3 separate regions of the Homo sapiens genome follow, and all the other regions are linked to region 1. Evidence: chromatin loops called from intact Hi-C (ENCODE). Cell type or tissue: dorsolateral prefrontal cortex. All regions are shown on one strand. Each heading gives the region's core, and the rest is flanking DNA. Links, peaks and the distances in the headings are about the cores only. Region 1 overlaps PHLPP1 (PH domain and leucine rich repeat protein phosphatase 1). Region 2 overlaps PHLPP1 (PH domain and leucine rich repeat protein phosphatase 1). Region 3 overlaps PHLPP1 (PH domain and leucine rich repeat protein phosphatase 1).

What was found. Peaks named below come from ENCODE experiments on the same cell type or tissue, not always from the same donor. Only the 100,000 strongest peaks of a DNase experiment are listed, where the experiment ranks them.
Region 2: a loop joins it to region 1, with 4 times the contacts of the local background. A loop is called at or near these places in 5 of 110 quality-filtered maps.
Region 3: a loop joins it to region 1, with 4 times the contacts of the local background. A loop is called at or near these places in 3 of 110 quality-filtered maps.

The regions. Positions count from the first base shown.
Region 1 is chr18:62,979,557-62,987,606 of GRCh38, reverse strand. PHLPP1 (PH domain and leucine rich repeat protein phosphatase 1) reads right to left here. Exons shown (of 17, transcript NM_194449.4): 17 at 7,174-8,050. Among named protein-coding and RNA genes, the nearest start is that of PHLPP1, 270 kb to the right of the region's middle. In dorsolateral prefrontal cortex, for the core only: CTCF peaks have their summits at 4,545 and 4,754 (motif pointing right); a DNase peak (open chromatin) is centred at 4,786; H3K4me3 peaks cover 743 bases; H3K27ac peaks cover 5,000 bases.
Region 2 is chr18:62,912,768-62,920,817 of GRCh38, reverse strand. It overlaps PHLPP1 (PH domain and leucine rich repeat protein phosphatase 1), which reads right to left. Exons shown (of 17, transcript NM_194449.4): 9 at 5,810-5,905; 10 at 704-859. Among named protein-coding and RNA genes, the nearest start is that of PHLPP1, 200 kb to the right of the region's middle. In dorsolateral prefrontal cortex, for the core only: no CTCF peak of the experiment used is centred there; a DNase peak (open chromatin) is centred at 3,267; H3K27ac peaks cover 5,000 bases.
Region 3 is chr18:62,798,579-62,806,628 of GRCh38, reverse strand. The region is part of intron 1 of PHLPP1 (PH domain and leucine rich repeat protein phosphatase 1); the gene reads right to left. Among named protein-coding and RNA genes, the nearest start is that of PHLPP1, 87 kb to the right of the region's middle. In dorsolateral prefrontal cortex, for the core only: CTCF peaks have their summits at 3,720 and 3,925 (motif pointing right); no DNase peak of the experiment used is centred there; H3K4me3 peaks cover 709 bases; H3K27ac peaks cover 3,768 bases.

The sequences.
Region 1 (8,050 bases), core at 1,855-6,854:
GCTGCTTCTAGCAAAAGCATGGCTAAAGCGGAGGCCACTCAGACTCACGGCGGGGCTTGCTGAGCCCCAGGTGTCCTCCCTCCCATCTTCACTCAAGATGCCAGGGCCTTCTACCCTCATTGCTAATGGGCATGTGGCCTGTCCTCAGGGTGCTAGAAAGGGGGGTGCACAGAGCAGGATAAGGGTTCCTGCAGCAGAGGCAGCTGTGAGGCAAGCGTGCTGGATGGGAACGAGGGATGGCCGGCAGTATCCACCTTCCCCATGCGCGTACGACTGAAAGTTGATCAAAATCAAACCTGCTCATTCAAGAAAAGCAGCTGGGAAATGGTTGCCATGGTGTTGACGGTGCACAGCACACAGCAGCATTGGCCCTGCTCCCCCTCAGCGCTCCAAGTTTGAGTCTTAGTGAGTGTCAGTGCAGCACAGGGCCGCTCTTATCTGCTCCTGTGTCGTCTGCACTCAGCGCATGTGGAGGGGGTTCAACTTCTGCGGAGCCTCCTGGGCATTGCAGCGCAATGGCTAAGGGCACTCCATCTAAGAACGAGCCTGTTTGGGTGGCAGGGAGGAGCAGCTTGCGGGATGTGGACATTTGCCCCTCTTCGTTCACTGGTGATGGGAAGTATTATCCTTCATAAGGCCAGCAGATGGGAGAGCCTGGAGGTCACTGCTGGACAGTAAGAACTTCCCACTGAGCCGGTTCTCAGGGGTCACACTGCAGGGCTGGGGTTTAGAGGCCCTTTGGAGCTCAGGGTTGGCCATTAGCAGTTATGTGTGGGGCTTGGCCCTCCCCAGCCCACTCTGTCACTCCACTGTGTTTGTTGGTTCTAAGTCTCCCCAGCACATTGTCATCTTTTAAACTGTGGTTTTATTGTCCATCTCTGGGAGCCTCTCCCACTGCACTCTGCCCAGGGTGAGTGCTCCACTTATGCATGGAGGTGCTCACCAGTTTAGGAAGGGGCACCAAGGAGCCTTTATCTTTGGAGCACCAGCAGGAACAAACACAACACCAACTCAGCAAAACAGCACAGTGGATATTCTGCCTAGAAACGGGTCTGAGGTCAACTCTTGAGATGGTGTCTGCTGTGTGACGCTAAGACAGCTGAGACTAAAACAGAATGGAAAGGAAACAGCCCTCTCTGGTCAAACTGCTGTTCTTGGCCATGTCCATCCATTGTCCTTTCTCTCCCCCCACGCCCCATCGTCCTTCAGGAAATGTCCCAGGAATAGTGACAGAATACACACCCAACACACCAGAATCTAAGGAATATAACAAAATTTAAATTTGAAAACTGGAGGACTCACAAAACTTTATGTCCTTATATGCAAACGACACACACAGGTGACACTGTAACACATGTCTGCTGAAGTTTTTGGGAAAAAAATCCTAATGGGCTTAACTTGTGAGAGATGGTGGTTTCAGCATATTGCTGTTCATAAGGAAGAAGTATGGCTTGTTGTTTGCAGGGTGTGCAGTGATATGACACATTTATTTATTTTTTCTTCTTTTATTATTATACTTTAAGTTTTAGGGTACATGTGCACAATGTGCAGGTTAGTTACATATGTAGACATGTGCCATGCTGGTGTGCTGCACCCATCAACTCGTCATTTAGCATTAGGTATATCTCCTAATGCTATCCCTCCCCCCTCCCCCCACCCCACAACAGTCCCCAGAGTGTGATGTTCCCCTTCCTGTGTCCATGTGTTCTCATTGTTCAATTCCCACCGATGAGTGAGAATACGCGGTGTTTGGTTTTTTGTCCTTGCGATAGTTTGCTGAGAATGATGATTTCCAATTTCATCCATGTCCCTACAAAGGACATGAACTCATCATTTTTTATGGCTGCATAGTATTCCATGGTGTATATGGATGTGACACATTTAAATAAGCTATTTTTAACCATCTGAAATGCTCTAGGAGGAGGTGTATTACAGCATTACAGTATTACAGATCATAAGGCAAATAAAATACATTTATTTTGTGTGCTTGATTTATTCGTGGCTTACAAGGCAATTTCTATTAAGTGAAAACTAGTTTAAGAAACTTTGAATGTTAATTGTGGAGCAGTTTTCTTGAAAATTCAGAAGAGCAAATCACTTATTTATGAGTTCAAGAAAAGTCAACATCTGGAGGTGTAGCATTTGGGAAAACCATCTTTGTTGCCATTTCAACTTTCTCTCAATAGGTAAGATTGGTAATTAGGGGAAAGTGCCAGCTTACCAGAATGGAATAAGACCTAAGAAACTGAATGACTAGAAAGTACCTGTGATTTCAGTGAAGGCAGTTTTCCTTCCCTGTCCTTAGAAAAGCGGAGGAATGACAATGAGAGCAATTCCAGTCATGAGCAGATGGAAGAAAATTCTCCAAGTGTTCTGTTGCTTCCCCCTCTGCACAGGATAGAAGAACACTGTGTTTCTGATTGGGCATAAAATGAAGGGACTCATGAACCGAAGCTGGAGAAATGCCATGATTGTTTATGGGTACTCACATCAGGGCTGGGGACAGCATAGCCTCCAGCTTTCTACCACACACCCCAGAAAATGGACGGCTGCCTTGAGGACCCATCTGCCAATTTCCTCGGCAGTGTTCAACCTTAGTCTTCCAGAAGGAACAGGACAATATATGGGGCCTCCACACTGGCTTCTGCCATTCATGTGGGCCCGTAGGCCATCGTCAGGCTGGCTCACACCCTCATGAGGTTAGCACAGCCACCTCCACACCAAGCCATTTTCTCAGGGCCCCGTGCTGGTGAGGCAGAGCCATGCAAAGTAGCCAGCTCTTTACTGGTGTTTCCTAAACACGTTGAATGAATGCACACAGTGAAGCAGGAGGGTGTGAGCGGTGGGGTGTGCTTTCCATCACCAGCCCAAAGCTTTGTCTGCTAGATGTAATTCCTACATTCACTTAGTGAGCAGGGCAATAGACTCGCCGTACTAAGTTGGAACTTTGTTGTAATTTTGGTGCTGAGTGGGGTGAGGCTTAGGGGAAAAAAAAAACCACCTTAGAGCCGTCTTTCAAATACATAGCAATAAGAATCAGTTCATGACAGATAAATGACAATAGTGAGATAAGAGTTTCCATAGACTAGTTTGCACAGTGTGAGTTAGGGGGATGCAATGAAAGAAAAATGAAATGGCAACAAATGAGAGAAGCCCATTTTCTCCATCATTACCAGTGCTTTTCCTTCTATAACAATTGTAATAAGTGACTTAAGAGTTTCCCATTTTCAAAAAGGTACTTTTTTCTTTCTTTTTTTTTTTTTTTTAAGAGTCAGGGGCTTGCTGTGTTGCCCAGGCTGGCCTTGAACTCGTTGGCTCAAGTGATCCTCTAGCCTCAGCCTCCCAAGTTGCTGGGACTAACTTCAGGCCCACAGTACCATACCTGGCTTAAAAAGGTGCTTTTGCTGCATTCCTCATTATTTTCTTTCAGACGCCCCTTAGTTCCTTCATTTGTAACAATGACAATATTTACACTTACATAAGGCTTTAGTATTTAAATTACTGCAAATACATGACCTAATTTGATTGCTGGAGAGGTAGGTAAGGCAGATACCAGAAACCCACACTTTATAGAAATTCTATCTTTTTTTAGGATGAGTTCATGTCCTTTGCAGGGACATGGATGAAGCTAGAAATCATCATTCTCAGCAAACTATCACAAGGCCAGAAAACCAAACACCGCATGTTCTCACTCATAGGTGGGAATTGAACAATAAGAACACTTGGACATAGGGTGGGGAACATCACACACCGGGGCCTGTTGTGGCGTGGGGGAGCGGGGAGGGATAGCATTAGGAGATATACCTAATGTAAATGACGAGTTAATGGGTGCAGCACACCAACATGGCACATGTATATATATGTAACAAACCTGCACGTTGTGCACATGTACCCTAGAACTTAAAGTATGATAATAAAAGAAAAAAAAATTTTTTTTGAGACAGAGTCTCTGTCGCCAGGCTGTTCCAGTCTCTGCATTCCAGGCTGGAATGCAGTGGCGTAATCTCGGCTCATTGTAACCTCCGACTCCTGTGTTCAAGCGATTCTCCTGCCTCAGCCTCCCGAGTAGCTGGGATTACAGGCATGCACCACTACACCTGGCTAATTTTTGTATTTTTAGTAGAGACGAGATTTCAGTATGTTGGCCAGGCTGGTCTCGAACTCCTGACCTCAAGTGATCCACCCGCCTTGGCCTCCCTAAGTGCTGGGATTATAGGCATGAGCCCCCGTGCCCGGCCTGAAATTCTATCTTGTGATAACATGTCAGGGATGAACTCAAAATACCCTTTGATGAATGTTCACATGATCAAATGGAATTCTTCTTCTCTCCCCTGCAGTGCCAGTGGTGAGGGGACTCTCAGGTGTTATCCTATAAGGTCCAGAACATGTTAACAGATGCTTTGTGTTTTGCTTTTTTTAACCATGGAAAGGGGAATTGGGAATTAGATGGACATTGAAGACAGACTTCTCTCCCAGCAAAACTATATGATTCTGGTTATCCATCTTAATATTTCTGCATGTCAATTTCCCATGGAAAATCAGGCTCATCACAGGAACCAGCTGTCATCACTTCTACTGTCTTACAAAGCGGAAACACAGCTTCTCGGCTATACTTGACAGTGGTATAGGAGTTTGCTATCATGTGTTTACGAAAATACAGTGATAAGAAACTTAAACACTTTGTTTCTTCTGGGAAAGTGAAGGAAGGATAAAGAGTGAAGCCCATTTCCACCCAAAGTCTAAGCTTACCAGCAGGTGGTGCTGTGACAAAAGCAATCAAGAGAAACCAAGGCAGGCAGGTGGGGTTTCTGGGTCCCAGAGATCGGCTCTGCTACCTCTCATCAAAGCCAGTGCTCGGGAGCAGGAGCGAAGGGCAGGAAGCTTGAGGGCAGCACAGGGCGGGCAGCATGCGCTGGATCCAACACCAAACAGTTTCTAGGGTCCTCGATCAGGGGTTCTTCTCCTAGCAAGGCTCACCACAGCTCTCCGCTTCCCGTTTCATTTCTTCCTTTCTCTCCCCTCAAAGCCCTTTCCCAATTATCTGGATTTCCAGCAGGAAGCAGGGAATAGAGCAGGCGGGAATGCCCTTCTCCCTAATACTTACCCTGCAGACACTGTGGCTTCAGGGATCTTCAAATATTAAGCACTTTAATATTCAGAAAGCACTTTCAGTTGTATAAGCAGCTCTACATATACTATTAGATGCTATCTGGATAAACAGAAATGCAAAGAAACTCCTCAGAAATAACTGAGGCAGCTCCTATGCAACCGCATGGAGACCTATCAGCTAAGTCTATGCCACTTTGGTCACTCAACATGTGCTTGACTGAATTACCTTTTCATCTAAATGCCCTACTTACCCCAAGCCTCCAAAGGGCAGTCTCACTCCAAGGTGCCTTACATGTAGTATGTGCACAATGGGACCGAAAAGAGACAATAAACCCAGCAGCAAGCACAAATAAACTGGAGGACTCAGGAAAAAAGCAATTCCAAGTCTCATACCCCTTTCTCCTGCAGCAGACACAGAAGTTAGGAAATGAGGTGTCCCTGCATCAGAGCTTGTGGGGCCCAGTGGCTGCCCCTGGCACAGAGTTGCTGTGGGGCCCATTTTAGAATCTGGAAGCGATTGCTGCCTCCGTGGACCACGCTCAGCCAGTTCTGACCACTCTGGAAGTGAGCTGCGGTGGAAGAGATCCACATACAAGGCCGGGGTGTGCTCCACCCCCGGGGACAGGTGAACCCTGCCCAGAGGGGGTTTAAGAACTGAGGAAGTCAGAGAAGCAGCCCAGACCTGCAGGAACTAAGGCGTCGGTGTGAGAGCTTGGAGTTGTCCACATCTGCTTCAACCCAGTGGGGCAGCCCGAGGGACAAGGTAAGGGGCTGGGAAGTGGAACCGGGGCAGGGGTCCCAAGGTGGTTTAGCTTCCAGTCTCAGCCAGAGCGCTCCGCCTGTACTGGGGAGTCAGCTTCCTTGGTCCCTGGGTCTCTCACTGGGCCGAGATGAGGCAATTCTCTTCCATGGCTTTAGTGGTTTCCAAAGAGCACTGTGTGCAAGTAGCCTGATGTGGAAATGAAGTACGGCCATTACGAAAACAAAGTCCACCCAGCGGCCTCCTAGAGGGGGACACAGAGCCCACCACCAAGTCTACTAGTTAAGAAATAAGAACTGCCCTGTCACTGAATTAGCCAGGTCCCACCCAAGGGCAGACCTAAAGAAGGAAGCCAGGTCTACATAGGAAGGTGGTCCATGTGAGATGAAGACCAACAGTATCTTCCACACAAGGTTCACACGTGTAGGGTGGGGGCGAGGTGAAGGCGGAGGTCCCTGTCTGTAAATGCAGTTGACTAGTAGCTGGGAATACTGGCTTTCTTAAGTACACACCGCTGCACCTACACGATTCCTGCTGGTGGTGGAAGGCAAGCCAACCAGCTTGATTGACCCTGTCCAAGTAAGAGGCAGGTTAACCTGCTTATGTGAGCTACAGGCCCCCCAGGAAAACTGAAAACTTCGCTTCGTGAGAGTAAAGTTGTCCAGGGATCTCCCCTATCTATGCAACCTCTGTCTATCCCCCTTCTCACATCTTCCCTAAGAAGTACCCAAACATCTTACCCTAAGTCATAAGAAGAAATAGAAAAGCTGTAAGATCAGGCCTGGCACAGTGGCTCACACCTGTAATCCTAGCACTTTGGGAGGCTGAGGTGGGCAGATCACTTGAGGTTAGGAGTATGAGACCAGCCTGGCCAACATGGTGAAACCCCATCTTTACTAAAAATACAAAAATTGGCTGGGCATGGTGGCGGGTGCCTGTAATGCCAGCTATTCAGAGGCTGAGGCAGGAGAATCACTTGAACCCGGGAGGCGGAGGTTGCAGTGGGCAGAGAACACACCACTGCACTCCAGCCTGGGAGACAGAGCGAGACTCCATTTCAAAAAAAAAAAAAAAAGAAAAGAAAAGAAAAGAAAAGCTGTAAGATCAGCTAATTATACTGCTTACCATTTGGTTAATTTCACATTTCATTCAATGTAGGTTAACTTACTGGATGTTTTTCTCTTAAAAAAAAAATCAGAAATATCTGATAACCCCAATATTCCATCCATTCTTTCTAAACGCAAGCTAGTGTGACTGTCTCCAAGAAACATCTGGCTGCTGAGACAAAAGCAGATACTTGTAAATACTTGTAAATTTCATATTTATTGTAACAAAAATTATGACATGTCCATTTGTGCATTCTGCTTGAGTATAACTCTGGGTATGTAAATGGCCTAATGGGGCACTATACAACCATGCTGATTGTGGCAGCAGTAAGGAACACAGTTAAAAGTGTCTGTCAAAGTGGGAAGGCTGGGACAGGGGAGGAAAATGGGTTCAGGGCCCTTGGGTGCAGGTTCTTGTCCAGTGGCCTAAGATCCATTTCCTCCGGACAGAAACACTGCAGCTGCTCAGCCTCCTCATTCAGTGAAGTGAGGGTGAGTTGTGAGGCAGGCAGGCTCCTCAGAGGGGAGGGGGAGGGGAAACGTCAGTTACTTGGGCTGTGTCCTTACGCCAAGACTACAAAACATCGTAAGCCTCACTATACAACACTGAGCTATTTACAATGGAAATTCTCAATCAGCTGTTCTCTCAGAGAAAATTAGTGAATCCCAGTGACTTAAGTCACCTGACAGAGTAAAGCAACTCCTAGGAGTTAGTCTCCATATTCTACAAATGTCTATTATTTTCAAGACAAAAACAAAACAAAACAAAACAAAACAAAACAAAAGCCTTTTCCCCCCAAAGAAATACAGAATTACAATATTATTAAATCATTTAGCAACGGCAGCCTGCCCTGCCTTCCAAACAAACAACAAAAAGCCATTTTAAAAAATATTACATTATCATTAACTGTTTCTCTGTAATATATTAAACCTTTTGTTCTTTGTCTTTACATATCTGATATGTTAGGGGGAGAAGTTAACAAATGTAAATCATATTGGTAAAGCATCACTAGAAGAAAGTGGTGATTACTTAAAAAAATAACCCAAAGAAAGAGAACCTACAGATTAGCTGCGA
Region 2 (8,050 bases), core at 1,170-6,169, 66 kb after region 1:
AGGCCAAGGTGGGTGGATCACTTGAGCCCAGGAGTTCGAAACCAGCCTGGCCAACATGGCAAAACCCCACCTCTACTAAAAATACAAAAAATTAGCTGGGCGTGGTGGCACATGCCTGTAGTTCCAGCTACTTGGGAGGCTGAGGCAGGAGAATCGCTTGAACCTGGGAGGCAGAGGTTCCAGTGAGCCGAGATCACACCACTGCACTCCAGCGTAGGCGACAGAGTGCGACTCTGTCTCAAAAGATCAAAAAACAAAAAACACCACCAACAACAAAAAACAATAACAACTAAGCTAACTCTGGGACAATTCATCTCCATCTCCCAAAGTCCCAAACATGTGAAAGCGGGAACAGAGAATCATAAGATAATTAAGCTAAGCCTGGCATGGGATGTGACCAGGTAGTAACAGAGCAGCACACTTCTCATCCTTGTTTTACACCTACATCCCCATGACACATGTTTATGGACAATGTAACCTACTTTGCTCCAGAGAGCAGCAAAGTTAATAAAGAATCTATAGGTTGCTCCTGACTCCATCGCCTACAAAATGGTCAGTAAAGTGGCTGGCAAAACTATTTCCTTCACAAATCTGGGACAGATACATACTCAGAAAGTTTATACAGTCTCAGGTCACGAAAGACAAAGATACAAATGAGGGAATATTTATAGACTCAGATGATAAACAAGACAAATGGCTTTACCTGTCAGCCTTCATCAGAAGGTTAGGTGGGAGCTCAAGGAGCTGGTTGTGTTGCACATCCAAGACCTCCACCGAGGTTCTTTCTAGCCTTTCAGGCAGCCTTGCCAACTGGTTGTGTCCTGCCAGTAGTTTCCGGAGACTGCTATTACAAAATAAGCTGTATAAAAAGGGACAAAAGACCAAAAAATGAAAAAGAGTAAAGAATACTTAAAATTACCTCTCCAAAAATCACAAATTCACTTGGAGCAACTACAAATTCATTTTAATATAAATTCAAACTTGAAACTATTTGTTTCAATACTTTCTATATACTCAAAAAAAGGAGGAAGGAAAAAACTATGTAAACAAATATTGAGCAAAGAAGCTCTACATAGCAAAAAACAAGTTCTATAGATGTACGCACTGAAGAGATCAGTCTAATCTTGTTAGGGTCACAAGGCAAGCTTTCAAAGGCTGCATGCTTCTCCAGAGTAGGGCTTGTATCTTGTATTGTCCCAGAATGCTGGGTGCTTTACCCATAAGAGATTCTGAGTAAACACAACTGAGCAGTCTTTACCTACAGGATCTGCATTAAATAAAGGGTTCTTCAATCAAACTTTTACAAATGTCCACTGAGAAAATGTTATGTTTTTCCTCAGTTGCATTTATTTCACAATCCTAATTATTTCTTCTTTGCCTCACTTCCCTGGCTGTATGTCTGTTTTTTCTAGCTTAATCCTAGACCAAGGTAGAGACTGTCTCCCGAAAGAGCAGCATGTACTTAATCCACTGTTTTCTTGAGAGACTTAAAGAGCTGTTTGGAAGCTTGGCTGTGTTTCTTGTAAAGGTCACCAGAACTGTCAGAGATGATGAATACTTGTTAATCTAATGTAAATCTACATTATGACCACTTCAGACTTCTCCAACATTACAGAGAAAACAGGCCCTGGGTTTAAACAGACATCTGGGGGGTGGGGAAAAGTGAGGTTACAATTTGCATCCTGATCACTTTAGATCAAGAATTAATTTATCAATCTGCCTAATTAATAAATTAATTTATTAATCTGCTGTCAAAGAATGAGGCTTCCTCATCCACCTCCTGTTTTCCACCATTCTGATCTCACTCACAAATGCCCACAATTTTTTAAAGTTAATTTTTAATTAACACAAATTAGCATATATTTATGGTGTAAAACATGTTTTAATATACGTATACATTGTGGGATGGCTAAATCAAGCTAATTATCATATGCATTACCTCACATATTTATCTTTTTTTTTTTGTGATGAGAACATTTATATCTACTCCCTTAGCTATTTTCAAGAATACAAGACATTGTTATTAACTGTAGTTACAATGCTGCGCAATAGGTCTCTTGAACTTACTCTTCCTGTCTAATCCAAATTTTGTATCCTTCAATCCACAAGAGTTAAAAATCTCCATAACATTAGGGAATAACTTTATTCACTTTAAATAGCAAATGGAGTTTCTTTGCTCACAAAGATGCTAGCAACCTGTCTCAACCCTGTGACACCACAGGCCCCAATTAAAGATCCCTGAGTTGGCAGGTTTAGCTATCAGTGTGACAAGACAGATTATCCAGGCCAGATTATCTATGCAGTTACCATTACCACAGGGCAGTCTCTGTAATGGTCACTCCAGCCTATTAGCTCAGCATGTGGTTCATCATATATATATATATATATTTATCCTTTACCACATAAATAACTAAAAGGTGATAAAATCTTTTATCTTTATTTTTCCAAATAAAAAAGATCAACTATAGGACGAATACTGAATGCTAATTATTGGGTTTAGTTCAATTCTTTTGGGTACTGTCTAAACATTAAAATACTTTCTTTCCTTTTCAATACATTTCCGCCTCTAATAATTTCTCTTTTGTCAAACTCTTTTTTTTTTTTTTTTTTTTGAGACAGAGTCTCACTCTGTCGCCCAGGCTGGAGTGCAATGGCGCAATCTTGGCTCACTGCAACCTCCGCCTCCTGGGTTCAAGTGATTCTCCTGCCTCAGCCTCCAGAGTAGCTGGGACTACAGGCGTGCACCACCATGCCTAGCTAATTTTCATATTTTTTAGTAGAGACGGGGTTTCACCATGTTGGTCAGGCTGGTCTTGAACTCCTGACCTCAGTTGATCCGCCTGCCTCGGCCTCCCCATGTGCTGGGATTACAGGCATGAGCCACTGTGCCTGGCCCTGTCAAACTCTTTATATACCTTACTTGGATAGACAAAGTATGAGTATTAAATCAATTTTAATGAATCATTGCCTTGCCTGAATTTTTTTTTTTCTTTTTCTTTTTAAGAGGCAGGGTCTCAGCTCCGTTGCCCAGGCTGGAGTGCAGTGATGCAATCATAGGTCACTGTAACCTCAACCTCCTAGGCTCAAGCAATCCTCCTGCCTCAAGCCTTCCAAGTAGCTGGGACTACAGGCACACGCCACCATATCTAGCTAATTTTATTTTTTGCAGAGATAGGTTCTTGCAGTGTTGCCCAGGCTGGTCTTGAACTCCTGGGCTCAAGCAATCTTCCTGCCTTGGCCTCCCAGCGTGCTGAGACTACAGGCAAGAGCCACGGTGCCCAGCCTTGCCTATTACATCAACAACAGGGCTCACACAGAGTTTGCAATTGAACAACACTATAAACAGAAAAACAATGCATACTCTTTTTGTCCCACATGTTAAACACACACACACACACACACACACACACACACACACACAAAGAATACTGTTTAAATTCTTTAACAATAGAGCATTTGGGATTTGCATTGAATAAGCATTTGTTTAGATTCTCAAAAAGCCTGTTCTGATACAGAACAAATTAAAGATCAACAAATTTGGGAGGAAAATTGGATAAAATGTCAGTTATCTTGAATTTGTTTGTTTATATATATAAATATATAATATATAAATATATAATATGTTAATGTATAATATATACAAATATAAAAAATATATAAAATATATCTTTGTAGCCTTCAGCAAAACAGAGAACTTGGATGCCAATGTGCTATCTGTGGGATTGAGGGGTGGAGGTGGGAAAGAGAACAGAGAAAATAGAAAAGGCTAGGTGTGGTGGCTCATGGCTATAATCCCAGCACTTTGGGAGGCTGAGGCAGGCGGATCACCTGAGGTCAGGAGTTCAAGAACAGCCTGGTCAACATAGTGAAACCCCGTCTCTACTAAAAATACAAAAATTAGCTGGGCATGGTGGTGCGTACCTGTAGTCCCAGCTACTCGGGAGGCTGAGGCACGAGAATTGCTGGAACCCGGGAGGCAGAGGTTGCAGTGAGCCAAGATCGCACCACTGCATTGCAGCCTGGGCAACAGACTGAGACTCTGTCTCAAAAAAAAAAAAAAAAAAAAAAAAGAATAGAAGGAAAGAAAATAGAAGAAAAGATAAGGTAAAAAATTTTTTTCAACGAATTATTTTTTTCCCTACTGTTTTCATTTTTCCTGTTCCTCTACTAAAAGGGTCATGCATGGACACACACACACACACACACACACACCCACCCTCTTGTTAATGGTGATGGCTGCAATGGGTCACTTGAATGCTCAGTCAACATAATATTCTAGGGCAGAAAGCACTTTCAAATGGATCGTATTTACAGGTAAAATGTATTGCTGCAGAACATAATGAAATTAACAGAGCTTTTCAGGGATGAAAATATAACTCAGATTTCTTTAATAAGAGCTACATTCTAACACAGTGTTATCAAATATAAGCCACATGTAATTTTAAATTATCTAGTAGCCACATTAAAAGAAAGAATAAAAGAACAAGTAAATGAATTCTCAGAGTATTATTTCATTTAACCCAGAATATACCCCAAATATTAACATGTAATTAATGTACACTATTATTAATATTTTATATTCCATGTACATTTTACACTTATAGCACTTCTCAATTAGGACTAGTCACATTTCAGGTGCTCAACAGTCACTTGGCTAATGGCTGGCTGGGGGCTACCATACTGGACAGCTCAACTCTAACATGTTTACTAGGCTTACCAAGCAAGTATATCTTCTGGGTAAGGAAACAGGAATGGTGATCACATACCTTTAAAGATTGTGCACTAAAGTAAAAGTTTACTCCAAAATGGTGACATACTTCTATAATATTTTCACTGATGTTTCTGACTACACATAGCTAAAAATAACTGACTTCCTCTGTTCAGTGACTGGCTGAGAATGGTGGAAATAATAAGACCTGGGTTGAGGCAGCCACAAGTAACTATATGAATTTGTTAATTGGAATTAATGGATACACAAAATTCAGTTCCTCAGTCACATTAGCCACATTGCAAGTGCTCAATAGCCACAGACGGCCAGTGGATACCATACTGGCCAGCACAGATGCAGAGCACTTCAATCATCACAGAAAGTTCTACAGGACAGCACTGGATAGACTCTTGGTTACTAACTGCATGGCTAGTCACTAAAAGTCCACTAATATTTTGGACCATGATTAGTCAACTTGAAAATATCTGTCTGTATTTACAGACAATAGAAGTCATCGCGTGGCTGTTTTGCAAATCCTGCCATTGAAGTGAAAATTATAAAATAAAAATAAGAACATATTTAAGAGAGAGAAGGAAAGAGAAGTTCTTGAACCTTCTACTCCCAAATTTCACAACAAGAAAAAGAGAATCTAGTTTGCTCTTTCTAGGTTTCATGACCTAACCATCTTTTTCCCCCGTCAAAGTTAAAGTCTAGGGAGAACAAAAGGTATTTATGGTTAAAGTAGACATGTTAAGTCAATGAACAGAGGTGGAAGATTCTGAAAGACTTAAGATTCCAGAAGTGGGCCAATCATATTGTTTGCTTCAAAGATTGTTTTTGGCTTACTTAAAAATTTCCACCAAGCACCACTGCCTGCATGGTTTTGAAAAGTCTGGCTGACAGTCAAAGCCTCACTCTACTCCTCACTGCACTGCATGAAGCAAGTGTGTAACTTGAAGACACCACATGGGGTAAAAGACACCATATTAGTTTTTAAAGCAAACTCTTTTAGGCTTATGATACCAAGTTAAACACTGAATCAGCAATTTTTAAAATTGCTCATTTATTGTGAGATCCTCTCATTTGATCTGTAATACTCACCGGGCAGGAAGTTCACATATTTGATTATGGCCAATATCCAAAACTTCTAGCTTTCGGCTTTCACATACCCACTCAGGCACATTTTCTAAGCGGTTCCTAAATGCAAGAACATAAAAGTAATTGGTTGAATTTGTCCTCAAATGTGGTTCTAAACTCAAATTGATTACAAAGAATAAATAAAACCTCAAATAAAATACCAAAGTACCAAGGGCATAAATCGAAAGAATGTGTGGATTCGCTTTTCTCTAGAAGCAAGATGAATTGTGATAGGGAGAAGAAATAAAGAAAAAGTAAGGAAGAGGCAGAGCACAGTGGCTCACGCCTATGGGAGGATCACTTGTGCCCAAGAGTTCGAGATCAGCCTGGGCAACAAAGCGAGACTCCATTTCTACAAAACATAAAAAATTAGTTGCTCATGGTGGCATGCACCTATAGTCCCAGCTACTCAAAAGGGTACAGTGGGAGGACTGCTGGAGTAGAGGAGTTCGAGGTTTACAAGTGAGCTATGATCTCATCACTGCACTCCAACCTGGGTGACAGCATGAGACCCTATCTTTAGGTTAAATTAAACTTTTAAAAAGAAGGAAGGACATAGTTACATAGTCTGTATCATCTCTAAAGTCTAAAAAAACAGTCTAGCTCCAAATTTACTTTCCTAAAGGGTCTATAGACCTATGCCAAGTTCAGGGAGAATATGTGTTATATTGAACATAAAAACACACGAAGTCAATGGCATATCATAGTTTTATTTTCAAATTTGTATTTTTACACTTAATATTAAAATATTTCCCAACTCCAGCTGTCATCATGAAAACACAGCCATGGACAAATGGGAAGGGAGAGAAACAGTTTTAAAATGGTGGCAGTGAAAAGTTCACTGACAGTTAAGACTCAGAATTAATTATTTAAAAACATTTACTTGGGCACTAGATGGTAATTACAGTTACTATAAAAAAGAGAACTAGGCCAGGCATGGTAGCTCATGCTTGTAATCCCGGCACTTTGGGAGGCCCAGGCTGCAGATCACCGGAGGTCAGGAGTTTGACACAAGCCTGACTAACATGGTGAAACCCTGTCTCTACTAAAAAAATACAAAAATTAGCCGGGTGTGGTGGCACATGGCTATAATCCCAGCTACTCAGGAGGCTGAGGCACGAGAATCGTTTGAACCCGGGAGGCGGAGGTTGCCGTGAGCCAAGATCACACCATTGCACTCCAGACTGGGCAACAAGAGCGAAACTCTGTCTCAAAAAAAAAAAAAAAAAAAAAGAGAGAGAGAGAACTAAACTAATGGTGTCTTTAACTATTAAATGAATTGATCATTACTTAGATAAACTACTCTATTTGAATGTGTCCCTAGTCACACTGGTTAGCTTTTTACTTTCTTTTTAAAATACATAAAATGATCAGGCACAAAGAATTTCAAACAGTACGTACATTATGACAATTCTTTATACACAGATGAGTAATTCTGTGAAAACATGATGCTTGGGATAAGAATTATAAGATATTACAGCAAAAGGAAAAATAATTTTGATGTTAGGGTGGTGGAATTATGCACTATTTATGTTCTTTAATTTTGCAATTATATCTACTCCTCAATTAAAATACAGAAATAGAAGGAATTATTTTCTGCTTAGTGTCTGTATAAGCACATACAGTTCTGGATTTGAAGCCCTAAACATTGACATGCTCATTTTTTTTTTTAATTGTTAATATCTAAAACATCTCAACAGGATAGGGGATTGAAAGTATTCTTTAGTAAAAACAACCCCAACATACAAAAATTAAAACTTCTGTAAGTGATAAAATAACTTAGAACTTTGCATGGAGGAACCTGACCTAGTAAACACTGTGATAGGTGACAGCACGGGAGGTGGATGAGGTAGTGTGTTATAGTGAAGATTCTGGGCATGAGAGTGGCCACAGGAAGATGAATTATCATTTAAGAGGCAGAATTCAGAGACAAGCATGACACAAGAGTTTCCAATTCAGTCTCACTTAGGGGTTTCAATGGCTACCATTTGCTGATTACACTGTTTTTAAAAAGTAGTTTAACTCTATGACTAATTCTTGAAAATACATCTGGGCCGGGCATGGTGGTTCATGCCTATAATCCCAGCCCTTTGGGAGGCCAAGGCGGGTGGATCACTTGAGGTCAGGAGTTCCAGACCAGCCTGGCCAACACGGTGAAACCCCATCTCTACAGAAATACAAGAAAATTAGCCAGGCATGGTGGTG
Region 3 (8,050 bases), core at 1,577-6,576, 180 kb after region 1:
TTCTTACTGTCTTTTTTATTTTCCTATAAATGGTTTGCCTTGGGAGTACAGTTTTATCTATCTCTCAAAAGAAACGAGTTTTCTCAAAAATATTAGGACCAACAAGAACAGCAAAAAAAGAATCAACTAACCAAATAACAAGCCATCCTCAAAGAATACTTGTTCATCAGTTCCACTGCTATGATCATTTTTATGCCTTATGCCTTTGAAGAAAAATCAGGAAAGCAGGAGAAAAGAACAAGCATAAATCACTAGAAATAAATAACAGAGAATGTTTCCTTTCCTTCCAAATGTATCAGTAAATCCTTTTTGGAATTACCATAAGAAATAAATCAAGAACAAAATGGCAGAAAGGAGTCAAGTAATAGAAATTGCTGTTTTTTATGACAGAGTTACTTAAATCTTATTACCAATTCTCCCTTCTTCTAAGTGTTTATACATACATCACAGATAGAGGATTTTCCTGTGTTCCAAATAAAGATAGCACTTCTCAGGGTAAGGATATGATATAAAATTCTTCAGTTTGAGTTTTTGTTTTGTTTCACTTTCCCTACAAATAGATGAACAGAAGTCCGGGAGGGCACTTTGTTTGCATTTAGAATACTACAAAAGAAACAGAACAACCATTACTTCTATTAAAAGAGAACTTTTAAAGTCATTTAAAATTATATGCAGAAGAGAATGAATTAGATAAAAATATTTTGAAATATTTTATATTCTATTATTTCAAACATTAAAAAAAAAAGCAACACTGGCAATCTATATGCATGGGGGTGAAAAAGAATCTTGACCTCTGCCACACACCATACCTAGATATTAACACAGGAGAATATCTTCATGACCTTAACATAGGCAAGGTTTCTTAAGTAGACACCCACAAAAACCAATCATTATTAAAAGACAGACACAGAATACATTAAAACTAAAAGTGTATGCCATCGAAAGACACCATTAAGACAGTGGAAAAAGGTCGGGCATGGTGGCTTATACCTATAATCCCAACACTTTGAGAGTCTGAGATAGGAGGATCACTTAGGCCCAGGAGTGTGGGACCAGCCTGAGCAACATGGCAAGACTCTCAGTCTCTACAAAAAAAATTAAAAAGTTAGCCAGGTGTGGGGCGCATGCTTGTAGTCCTAGTTACTCAGGAAGCTGAGGTGGGAAGATCTCTTGAGCCCAGGAGTTCAAGGTTGCAGTGACCTCTATGATTATACCACTGTATAATATATACAGTGTATATTATACTGTATATGTATAACCTATGCAGTGTATATTATACTGTATATGTATAACCTATGCAGTGTATATTACACTGTATATGTATAACCTATGCAGTGTATATTATACTGTATATGTATAACCTATGCAGTGTATATTACACTGTATATGTATAACCTATGCAGTGTATATTATACTGTATATGTATAACCTATGCAGTGTATATTATACTGTATATGTATAACCTATGCAGTGTATATTATACTGTATATGTATAACCTATGCAGTGCATATTATACTGTATATGTATAACCTATGCAGTGCATATTATACTGTATATGTATAACCTATGCAGTGTATATTATACTGTATATGTATAACCTATGCAGTGTATATTATACTGTATATGTATAACCTATGCAGTGTATATTATACTGTATATGTATAACCTATGCAGTGTATATTATACTGTATATGTATAACCTATGCAGTGTATATTATACTGTATATGTATAATATATGCAGTGTATATTATACTGTATATGTATAATATATAGTGTATATTATACTGTATATGTATAATATATACAGTGTATATTATACTGTGTGTATGTATATGTGTGTTTACATATATACACACACACACTGTATATTATACCAGCCTGGGCCACAGAGCGAGACCGTGTTCTTAAAAAAAAGAGGGGGATGGGGGGATGGGGGCAGGCAAGCCACAGACTAGAAAAAAAAGATAACTGTAACATATATAACTAGCAAAGCGTTCATATCCAGAATACATTTAAAAAGCCTCTAACAATTACTTTTTCTTTTATTTTCTTTTTCTCACTCTGTTGCCTAGGCTGAAGTGCAGTGGCATGATCATAGCTCACTGCAACCTTTAACTCCTAGGTTCAAGTGATCCTCCCACCTTGGCCTCCCAGCCCAAGGTGCTGGGATTACAGGTGTGACCCACTGTGCCAGGCCCAAATTAGTTTTTGAAAAAGGGCAACCCAATAAAAAATGAATAAAAAAACTAGACACCTTCCCCCTACACATACACCCCCGATATGGTTTGACTCTGTTTCCCCACCCAAATCTCATCATAAATCGTAACCCTTACGTGTCAGGGGAGGGACCTGATGGGAAGTGATTGGATCATGGGGGCAGTTTCTCCCATGCTGTTCTCATGATGGTGAGTGAGTTCTCATGAGATCTGATGGTTTCATAAGGGGCTCTTCCCTGTTCACTTCTCTCTCTTTCCTGCCCCCTGGTGAAGAAGGTACTTGCCTCTCCTTCAACTTCCGCCATTAACTGTTAAGTTTCCTGAGGTCCTTCCAGCCATTTGGAACTGTGAGTCAATTACACATCTTTCCCTTTATATATTTCCCAGTCTCAGGCAGTTCTTTATAGCAGTGTGAAAACGGACTAATACACACACCCACCCACCCCCAATATCTATAGAACCAATAAAAATCTTAGTTTCAGGGAAATGCGAATTAAAATCACAATGAGCCCAAACTATACACCAACCACAACGGTTGAGCTTAAGACCAACAATAGCAAACGTTGACAAGGATGTGAAGCAATAAGAACTCTCATATATTGCTGTGGAAATATAAACTGGTATAATCTCTTTACAATTGTTTGCAGAATCTACTAAAGTTAAAACATAAATACCCTATAACTTATCCACTCCATTCCTACAGATTTACCAAAGCAAAAAAATACATGTAAATTGCACTAGAAGATGCACAAGAATGTTCATGGCGGCATTATTTGTAATTAGGTAGGAAAAAGAAAACCTGGAAACACAGCTGTCCAAAAACAGTAGTAGTATTAACTGTGGTATAATTATACAATGTAAAACTACATAGCAATGACCTCCTACATGCAAAATGATGGCTGAATCTCACAATCTTAAGTTAAACACAAAAGAGTACATATGATAAGCTACTATTTATATAAAGCTCAAAATGAGCAGAACTAAGCTAGAGTGTTAGAAATTAGGACAGCAGTTATTTTGGAGTGGGTAGGTAATAACTAGGAGGGGGAAAAGCGGGGGACTTGGGATGCTGACAGTATTTTGAGCTCAGTAGTAACCACTTGGTGATGAAGACTTGCATACCTTTCTGAATGTATGTTATATTCTAATAAAAGATCTGATTTTTCTTAAAAACTATGTGATTTAGAAAAACTAATGATAAACAGACAAATGTTTAAATTAAAATTTCTAGCATACAAACTGTTAACACCAATATGAACCCTTAACATATCCAGAGAGCATAGTCTTCCAGAACAAAACATTTGAGATTATTTCTAAATCTGATTTTATATTTAAGACTTTTAAGGCATAAAATTAAAACATAAAATGATTAAAGCATTAGGCAGTATGCTTTCTCCATTCTCCACCCTACTCTCAAAATTTATCTTCTGCCACTTACCTTTATTCAACCCTCACTGAGCTTCTCCCTGGTTCCAACATGCCGTTCCTTACCAACTTGCCCTGCCTGAAACAACTTCTCTGAACTCCAATCTAATTTTTTATTTGGAATCTACAGGACTGGACTTCTCCCCTACAAAAGGCATAATTAGTACGTTTCTACCTTGTTAATACTCCTCAAGACAACTTCACAAGTTGTCATTTGCCCAAGTAAGTTCCACGCTCCAACAGAGGGCAGTAACTCATCCATTTATACATTCTCGGTGTTTTCACACAGTAGAAAAATGGATGAAAACATGTACATATGTGTTTTACAGAAGAAACATATTACTTTCAATTCAATCAATATTTATTAAGTGCTTGTTAAGTACCTATGATACTTAGCCCAAATTAGGAAATCAGAAATAAAGTTACTTTGATCCAGCTGCATTTTGAAGTCCATGTCCTGCTATCCCTACTTTAGTTAGCACTATGATGTTCTGGAGCCATAAATACTGTAACTGTGATGCTTAGAACAGTTTCAATCATCAAAATTATTCTGCTTGGGAGGGTGTGTTAATCCCCACATGCTCAGGCTCCACTTTGCTCTTTTCCTTCCCTGGAATCGAATCTGCCCTCTTCCCCACATGTACCCCTCCAAAAAGACTTGGGAACCTTATCACTTCCTTCCTGGGTTGCTCCACTGTTTTCTTGCTGTTCAGGCTCAGCTCTGCAGTTCCTGCAGACTCCATGCTCCTCCCTTTCTTTGGGCCACTCAGTCCTTCCTCTGACCCACTGGTGAGCCAACCTTTCTTCTTTTCTTTGGCCTCTCTTCCATCAACAACTGGAAAAAGGGGTAGCTCGTATCCTCATAACCCCCTCTGCTCATTCTTCTAGCCCTTCTTTGCCTCTGGGTGCTCACATACACACATTCTGGCCAAGAAAGTAGTCAGGGGAGTGAGAGAAAAGAAAGGCAACAAGGAAAAAACGGTTAAAAAAAATAGAAAAAGTAAAAATATTAATGGTACTAGACATAAGTCAAAACAACACAAAGCCAATGTGTTCCTAGAGACTAGGAGTGATGCTCTGTGTATGCAAATGTGAATGACATAAAAGTTAAATATGAAATATGAGAAAAACAAGACATAGGTAAGAAAATGTGTTAAAATGCTGAAGAGACAGAAGGTAAATGCCTATGACTTGGAAAGAAATATGAGAAACCATGGACATAAAAACAAACAGAGGCCAGGCACAGTGGTTCACGCCTATAATCCCAGCACTTTGGGAGGCAGAGGCAGGCGGACCACTTGACGTCAGGAGTTTGAGACCAGTCTGGCCAACATGGGGAAACCCATCTCTAGTAAAAATACAAAAATTAGCCGGGCATGGTGGTGCATGCCTGTAGTCTCAGCTACTCAAGAGGCTGAGGCAGGAGAATCACTTGAATCCGGGAGGCAGAGGTTGCAGTAAGCCAAGATCACGCCATTGCACTCCAGCCTGGGCGACGGACGGACAGAGGGAGGCTCCATATACTAACTAACAATTTCTGCTTGATGCATCTCTTTAGCATCAAACCTACCAGGCAAAACATGTCACCTCAGCAAATTCACAATTAAAAATTAATTACTCAGAACAATTAATTAGAAATTAGCAGCCAGGAGTGGTGGCTCACATCTGTAATCCCAGCACTTTGGGAGGCCAAGGCAAGCGGATTACTTGAGGCCAGGAGTTTGAGACCAGCCTGGCCAACATGGTGAAACCCCGTCTCTACTAAAAATACAAAAACTAGCAGGGTGTGGGCACCTCTAATCCCTGCTACTTGGGAGGCTGAGGCAGGAGAATCACTGGGGCCCAGGAGAAGGAGGCTGCAGTGAGCCAAGATCATGCCACTGCACTCCAGCCTGGGAGATAGGGCAAGAAAGGGAAGGAGGGAGGGAGGGAGGGAGGGAGGGAGGGAGGGAGGGAGGGAGGGAGGGAGGGAGGGAAGGAAGCAAGGAAGGAAGGAATTAGCTGTAATTCAACTCTCAACTTAATTTGCACAAATACCAACAAAGGGAATTTCTGGTTAAGTAAAAGTGGATTTCAGCTGAACTTCTCTCTATGTCTCCTCCACCAACAGTGACAAGAGATTCTTACCCCTAAAGATTGAGTTCATGTTTACAAAAGCTCACTATTAAGTCATGCAAAGAATGCAGGTAGCCGGAGAAGCCAGCTCAGCATCGAATAGCTTCAAGGCACTCTAGAAAATAAAGCCCTACTCTAAATAGGTTATTATTAGGATCATAAGCAGAAACTCGCTAAACAACAAAACAAGTAACATGAACCAAAGTAAATATCAAACTGAGAGGGTTTTTACAACAGAGACTCTTCTTTTCATATGCTCCCCCGAGACAAACAGCCCATTCTTCAGCCACCCTCACTCACTTTCCCCTTGAGAATTTTAACTGCATATAATGAAAGATGTTATAGGTGAGTTTGTATGCATTATCCATGACTAATCTAGAAGCAGAAAAAAAGTTGAGATCACCACTATATACCTAATATTAACTATAGAGCCAGCTTTAAAACATAACTGAAGACTGAACTTACTAAAAATAATCAAACCACAAAAACTATACAGTTGACCCAAATAAATTACATTTTATGCAACACAAACTCTAAAGCGTTAATTTATAACGCAAACGAAGAACATTCGGATATCCCTGTTGTTCAAAACCTTCCCCACCTGTTCTCTGTCCCCAGAAGTGACAAGTGTGTAAAGGGCCTTCTATGCACTCTGCCTCCCACTGGATTCAGCCAGTGGGGGGTGGGGAGAGAAGAGAGTGTGGTCAAGGGTATCTATTCTCCGGACACCCTCCCTATTAGGTGGCCTCCAGCTGGCCGTGCCCTGGTCTGAAGTTCTCTCAAGGTGCAGTCAGCTCTAGCTAAAGGGTCTAGCATCTCCTGCTAGGTTCTATAAATCTCTTCTTCCACTCATCCCTTTGGGGTGTGGGTTAATAACATCTCCAGCAGTTGATAATTTCAGGCATTTTCTACACTAAACCTTGCAGTTCCCCAATACCCTGTCCACATCCTTCTAAAATTCTCCTGATTTAAGTGTGCTATTTCCTGTTGAGATCTTGACTATTATACTTGTTAAAAAGAGGAAAAATGTTTTAATGAACATTTAAGAGATATGTTCTGTTTATAAGCAGTAAGGCCCAAGCAAATAAACAAAAACCCTCAGCTATATTTTCAATATGAATACAGGTGAGGGAAGGTCAAAGAACTGCACTTCTGCTGTAGAACACACACTGTATTCTACAAGGGTATCATAAATAAATGGTTTATGATAGATGAATGGAGAGAGATGCCTGAAAGGGGGAAAATACAGCAGGAAGATCCGGGGAACCTGCACACTGTGCAACTATCATTCTTTCTATTCCAGATGCTCTCATTCTTTAGCTGTGCACCTTAAACACATCCTTTGAGCTCAGTTTCCTAATGTAAGGCATAGATTCTATGAGATGAACTCTGCGGTCCTTTCTAGCTTCAAAATTTTCTAAATAGTATGTCTGTCTTGTGATGACAGGTTAAAAAGAATGGATAATGCTTCTGAACAGGGAATATCACAGCCTCTCAGTGGCCTTTGTAACCACCTCAAGAGATGTCCCAGCCAACAGACTGTACATCCTCAGAGTCTTGCTACCAACAGTGGCCCCCATTAGTAAGTGAAAGCTCACTGATATAAACCAAATGACATAAAGTACATGAAACAAAATGTTATTTTTAGTATCCTTTCATTGTCCATTTTATACAATAGCCTATTTACCACTCCTCTGGTTCTTTTCTTCCTCTTTATGAGTGATTATCCAAGATCACTGCAGCTTCCCTTTCTTTCCTTAAAATCTCACTCATTGTCTGTGAACTCCATTCAGTAGAGAATATTTCAAAGCCAGAGGAAGGATGGGAAATTCAAATAAGTCAATTTTGCTACTTAATAATTGTACTAAAACATTGTAGCTTTGGAAGGGAGCTTAAGTCTAATTGCTAAAACTAAAATTTGCCAATTTTCTGAGTTTTGTTTTTTGTTTTGTTTTGTTTTGTTTTGTTTTTAAACATGCCCATTCTTTTCACAGGTATCTAGTGGACACACAAGAAGATCCAGGAACATCTGTTTTATTACCACTGGATTTCACTGGGGACCTTTCTGGCTCTTACAGGGGTTGCCTTGATCTGTGAATCAATCAGACACAGTGACCACCCAGACAGCTCAGCCACAGAGTTCAAAGAAGAGAAGGTGAGGCAAACTCTAGGAAGCAAATGAGCAATAAAAAACAAGAGGGAAAGGTTCATTTTTGCATAGGAGTTTTGCTAGAGTTGTCAAAGCAGGCCTATAAACGCTCATAATGCAAATACTTCAACAACATAACTCTA